2 separate regions of the Homo sapiens genome follow, and region 2 is linked to region 1. Evidence: read pairs that join two places in POLR2A ChIA-PET (ENCODE). Cell type or tissue: A673. All regions are shown on one strand. Each heading gives the region's core, and the rest is flanking DNA. Links, peaks and the distances in the headings are about the cores only. Region 1 has its middle 11 kb from the start of CHRNE. Region 2 overlaps MINK1 (misshapen like kinase 1).

Region 1 (2,910 bases), core at 315-2,814:
TCAACTGCAGCCTCACTTCACCATGGCTGGCTTGACTTTTAATGCTCCTACTACCAATACTTATTTATACTATTAATACTAAAAGTAAATAGAAGTCCATTTTTATTTATTTAATTTTTAATTTTTTTTTTTTTTGAGACAGAGTCTCTGTTGCCCAGGCTGGAATGCAGTGACGTGATCACAGCTCACTGAAACCTCCACTTCCCAGGTTCAAGCAATTCCCCTGTCTCAGCCTCCCAAATAGCTGGGACTACAGGTGCGCGCCACCATACCCTGCTAATTTTTTGTATTTTAGTAGAGATGGGGTTTCACCATGTTGGCCAGGATGGTCTTGATCTTCTTACCTCGTGATCCACCGGTCTCGGCCTCCCAAAGTGCTGGGATTACAGGCGTGAGCCACTGCGCCCAGCTGGAAGTCTATTTTTATTTTTATTTATTATTATTATTATTATTTTTGAGACAGAGTTTCACTCTTGTTGCCCAGGCTGGAGTGCAATGGTGCAGTCTCGGCTCACTGCCTCCTGGGTTCAAGTGATTCTCCTGCCTCAGCCTCCCGAGTAGCTGGGATTACAGGCATATGCTACCATGCCCAGCTAATTTTGTATTTTTAGTAGAGACAGGGTTTCTTCATGTTGGTCAGGCTGATCTCAAATTCCTGACCTCAGCTGATCCACCCGCCTCGGCCTCCTGGGATTACAAGCATGAGCCACCGCACCTGGCCCGGGAAGTCTATATTTAAAAAGAAAGTGGTATCTGAGTTAGGTGGCTGTCATCTGTAATCCCAGCATTTTGGGAGGTCAAGGCTGAAGGATAGGTTGAGCTCAGGAGTTCTGGACCAGCCTGGAACATAGTGAGACACCCCCCAATCTCTACAAAAAAAAAATTCTTAATTCTAATGTTCAAACGTTGTTTTAGGCTGGGCGCAGTGGCCTGTAATCCCAACACTTTGGGAGGCTGAGGCAGGCATATCACTTGAGGTCAGGAGTTCAAGACCAGCCTAGCCAACATGGTGAAACCCCATCTCTACTAAAAATACAAAAATTAGCTGGGCATGGTGGCAGGTGTCTGTAATCCCAGTTACTCAGGAGGCTGAGGCAGGAGAATCGCTTGAAGCCAGGAGGTGGAGGTTGCTGTGAGCCAAGATCATGCCACTGAACTTTAGCCTGGGCGACAAAACAAGACTGTCTCAAAAAAAAAAAAAAAGAAAGACATCAGAGGACGCTTATAAAAGTGAGACATGAGACAGAGAGAAAAGCCCAAGGAGGTTCCTTATTTAATGTTTTCAATCTTCTCCCAATGCATGGAGCAGCTCCTGCCTCTTAGAACATGGGCCATGCTTCTGAGTGCCTGCTGTTCCAAAGTCTGCCATCCAGAGGGACAGACAGACATTAAAACAAAGTAGCAGAACAGCTTTGGCAAGGTGCCCTAGGAATTTATAATACAGTAACTAATCCAGTCTAGAAAGCTCAAAATACACTTTCTCTCCTGGAATTGACCCAGAGCTAAAGCCACCAATTGACCAAATGCCTGCTAACAGTGCCCATGTTTAAAGTCCAAGATCCCCCAGGTGACAGATTAATTAGTGACTCTCTCATGCAAACCTTGGATAGAAACATTCTACTTCAACTATCCAGGCTCCTTATCGGACTCAGGATCCTTATCGGACTCAGGATCACTTCCACGGAAACCCACTTTTGATTCCAACTTTTGTTTTGTTTTAGGTGGACTCTTTTGGTTACAAAGAAAAAGGAATAAACTTAAATCACTTATTTATGTATACATTTATTTATTTATTTTTGAGACAGGGTCTCACAGAGTTGCCAAGGCTGCAGTGCCACCATTACAGCTCACCACAGCCTTGACCTCCCAGGCTGAAGTGATCCTCCCACCTCAGCCTCCGGAGTAGCTGAGACTACAGGTCCACACTATCACACCCAGCTAATTTTTAAATTTCTTTGTAGAGCCGGGGTCTCACTGTGTTGCCCAGGCTGGTCTTAAACTCCTGGACTCAAGCAATCCTCCTACCTCAGCCTCCCAAAGTACTGGAATTACAGCCATGAGCCATCGCCCCTGGCTTTTAAATCACTTTTTATTTTTTGCATTTATTTATTTATTTATTTTTGAGATGGGGTCTTGCTCTGTCACCCAGGCTGGAGTGCAGTTGCACGATCTCAGCTCACTGCAATCTCTGCCTCCTGGGTTCAAGCAATTCTCCTGCTTCAGCCTCCGGAGTAGGTGAGACTACAGGCATGTGCCACTATGACCGGCTAATTTTTGCATTTTTAGTAGAGATGGGGTTTCACTATGTTGGCCAGGCTGGTCTCGAACTCCTGACCTCAGGTGATCCACCCACCTCGGCCTCCCAAAGTGCTAGATTACAGATGTAAGCCACCGTGCCAGGCCTAATTTTTGTATTTTTATTTATTTAGACAGAGTCTCGCTCCATCACCCAGGCTGGAGTGCAAGTGGCGAGATCTCTGCTCACTGCAACCCCTGCCTCCCAGGTTCAAGGGGTTCTTGTGCCTCAGCCTCCTGAGCATAGCTGGGATTACAGACATGCACCACCACACCAGGCTAATTTTTAAAAATATTTTTCAGTAGAGACAGGGTTTTGCTGTGTTACCCAGACTCGTCTTGAACTCCTGTCCTCAAGTGATCCACCCGCCTCCGCTTCCCAAAGTGCTGGGATTACAGGAGTGAGCCACTGCACCCAGCCTATTTTTGTTGTTGTTGCTTCTCGGAGAACAGAGCTAACCCATAGACAATGTGCTCAGAGTCAGCTAAATCACTTTTTTTTTAAAGGAAAGTTTTTCTGTCATCATGACAGGAATTAATTCCAGCAAGAATTATCAGTGGATAGCCAGGCACGGCGGCTCACATCTGTAATCCCAGCACTTTGGGAGGCCGAGG
Region 2 (2,910 bases), core at 149-2,648, 54 kb before region 1:
ATCGGTCAGCAGAAAAGTGAGGATACCTTTTCCTAACCTACCTGCTTCCCCTGCAGTTTCCTCACAATCTTACTCTTTATATTTTAGCATATGTAACTTCTCAGGATGTTAATTCTGTTCTCTCTGTGTTGGTGTCTGAGCACCCAGAAGGTAGAGCCAGGGGCACTTATAAACCAGGAGCATTATTTGACAGGCACTTAAGAAAGACACTGGCTACGTAATCCCAGCACTTTGGGAGGCTGAGGCGGATGGATCACATGAGGTCAGGAGTTCGAGACCAGCCTGGCCAACATGGTGAAACCCTGTCTCTACTAAAAATACAAAAATTAGCTGGGTGTGGTTGCACACGCCTGTAATCCCAGCTACCTGGGAGGCTGAGGCAGGAGAATCGCTTGAACTTGGGAGGCGGAGGTTGCAGTGAGCCTAGATTTTGCCATTGCACTCCAGCCTGGGTGACAAGAGCGAAACTCCATCTCAAAAAAAAAAAAAAAAAAAAAAAAAAAGATGCTGGCTAATATTGATAATAACAGTTTGCATTTGCTAAAGTACTTAAAAAAAAAACCTTTACCCCTCAAAGGGTTTCATCTACATGCAAAACCAACACCGTAGGAACTACTTTCCGCATGCGGAGCCGGGTACAGAGGGAAGGGGCGCGTCCGGGAACTACTTGCCGCATGCGGAGCGGGGTACAGAGGGAAGGGGCGCGTCCGGGAACTACTGGCCCCATGCGGAGCGGGGTACAGGGGGAAGGGTCGCGTCCGGGAACTACTTGCCGCATGCGGAGCGGGGTACAGAGGGAAGGGGCATGTCGTTAGAGGAGCTACTGTTAGTGGAATGAGGACGGGTAGCCAGAGTTCTCATCTGCCAGCTCCAGGCCACTTCCAAGAAATGTGACCCCCAAGCCTCTGGTGCTTGCCTCCTTCTGCTCATTCAGTCGTCCACCTCTTTCATTCTGGATTCCACCATGAGTCCAGGCCTCTCCTGCATTTCTAGATTTCCACGTGCTGATTGTGAGGGACTGACGGGGGTTTCACCTTCTCTCCTTTTCCTGGCCCCACAGCCTTGGCTCACGCTTCCTAGGCTCTGAGTTTCAGTTCGTGTCCCAGCCTCCCAACCGGACAGCGTTCTGGAAACAGTTTATGCATGAACTCTTGCATTTTCTCTTGGGAAATAATCAAACCCTTTGTTTCTAATCTCCTCTCAGTCTGTACTACTACTACTACACTAACATGACTTTGGTTTTGGGGAAAGGAAAGGAAAATGTCTGTTGATGCTGGGCCCCAGGCAGCACCGTGAGAGCTGCAACGGGCTCACATTTGCCCCTAGTTTTTCCTCCAGGTAGGAGCTGTGGGAGGAGTCCAGGGAGTCCCTTGAGGCTGAGCAGAGCAAAGAAGCAAGGGCTCAAGGCTGGTGTGTGCCTGGTTCTCCCCTGGTCAGTTCTAGGGAGCAGAGACCGTGGTGCAGGTGGAAGGACCACGGCGCTGTGTCCCTTAACTGTACAGCACCAGTGCGCGCCACGTGCTGGGGAGATGCCGAAGCCTTAGGGAGCAACTTCGGGAAGCTTTTGAAGCTGGGGAAACTAATACACTTGAAATAGTTAAAGGGGGATTTAAGGCAGAGGAGCAGAGTCTGAGGGGACAGCTCGTGCCCTCCCCTTGCCTGCCTCAGGCCACCAGCTTTGTGCCTCTTCTCTCCCTCCAGCCCTTGTTCCTCAGCTTCTTCTGAAAAGCTTTCCTTGAGCAAACCCAGCTCCGCCTTGCTCTGTCTGGCGTTGAATCATTAAATCAGCGACGATTTGGTGACCTCGTATATACTCAGAACATACCTGGAGCTGTGAGGGGAACAGGAGCAAACCACAGGCAGCTCCCTAGTGAGGCGAGTGCAGTGTCACCAGGACGTGCTGCTTGGGGCCAGCCTGGTGTGGCCAGTGCCTTGCATTGTATGCGGAGCTGCGAGAGACGAGACATCTACCAAGAGTTTCTGCGTTAACATCACTGTTGGCTCTTCATAGCTGAGCAAAGCAATATGTACAATTATACATCGTAAACAACGCAGGGCACAGTGCCAGGCGACATCTATTTCGACCCACATGAGGCGCTCTGTCTGTTATTCCAGAGCCCCACCTTTCAATAATTGAGTCCAACACTTGTATGGTATCTTCTTGAGCCTCTCCATCAACCAAAGGTTTTTATTTATTTATTTTTTTGAGTTGGAGTCTCACTCTGTTGCCCAAGGTGGATTGCAGTGGCACGATCTCAGTTTACTGTAACCTCCGCCTCCTGGGTTCAAGCGATTCTCCTGCCCCAGCCTCCCTAGTAGCTGAGATTACAGGCACGTGCCACCACACCCAGATACTTTCTGTATTTTTAGTAGAGACAGAGTTTCACCATGTTGGCCAGGCTGGTCTTGAACTCCTGACCTCAGGTAATCCACTCGCCTCAGCCTCCCAAGGTGCTGGGATTACAGGGTGAGCCACCATGCCCGGCCCAACCAAAGATTTTACACAATTTTATTATATGTAAAATGTGAGGAGATAAGACATGCTTAGTAATAGAAGCTCTAGTGAGTGAGAGAAAGCAGCCGCAGACTGTTACCCCACATGCTCACTATGCGACAATAGTCGTTTTGTGTATGTTATAGATTCAGAGCTGCACAGATAAAGTACTGCTGTTTTCATTCGGGCACCCATCTCAGTGTGAGGCCGCCTAATTCTCATTCCATGTATACCCAAGTACCACCTAGAAATGGCTCCTGCCCTTAATGAGCTTCTGTTCTACTTGTGGAGATGAGGCTTGGTCCTGTGAAAGGTTAAATAGAGATGTTGTGGTCTGGCTTGTTGGGTTGGAAGGAATCTGCTCTAGCTAAGTCAAATAAAGGGAGAGATGCAGCAGAGACTCGAGCCGGCTACAT

Evidence for each region. Peaks named below come from ENCODE experiments on the same cell type or tissue, not always from the same donor. Only the 100,000 strongest peaks of a DNase experiment are listed, where the experiment ranks them.
Region 2: POLR2A ChIA-PET joins it to region 1 with 5 read pairs; 6 of 35 experiments call an interaction of 5 or more read pairs at or near these places.

The regions. Positions count from the first base shown.
Region 1 is chr17:4,912,736-4,915,645 of GRCh38, forward strand. No RefSeq gene overlaps it. Among named protein-coding and RNA genes, the nearest start is that of CHRNE, 11 kb to the left of the region's middle. In A673, for the core only: no CTCF peak of the experiment used is centred there; a DNase peak (open chromatin) is centred at 1,396.
Region 2 is chr17:4,859,313-4,862,222 of GRCh38, forward strand. All of the region lies in intron 1 of MINK1 (misshapen like kinase 1), which reads left to right. Among named protein-coding and RNA genes, the nearest start is that of MINK1, 27 kb to the left of the region's middle. RefSeq lists a silencer at 542-836. In A673, for the core only: no CTCF peak of the experiment used is centred there; no DNase peak of the experiment used is centred there.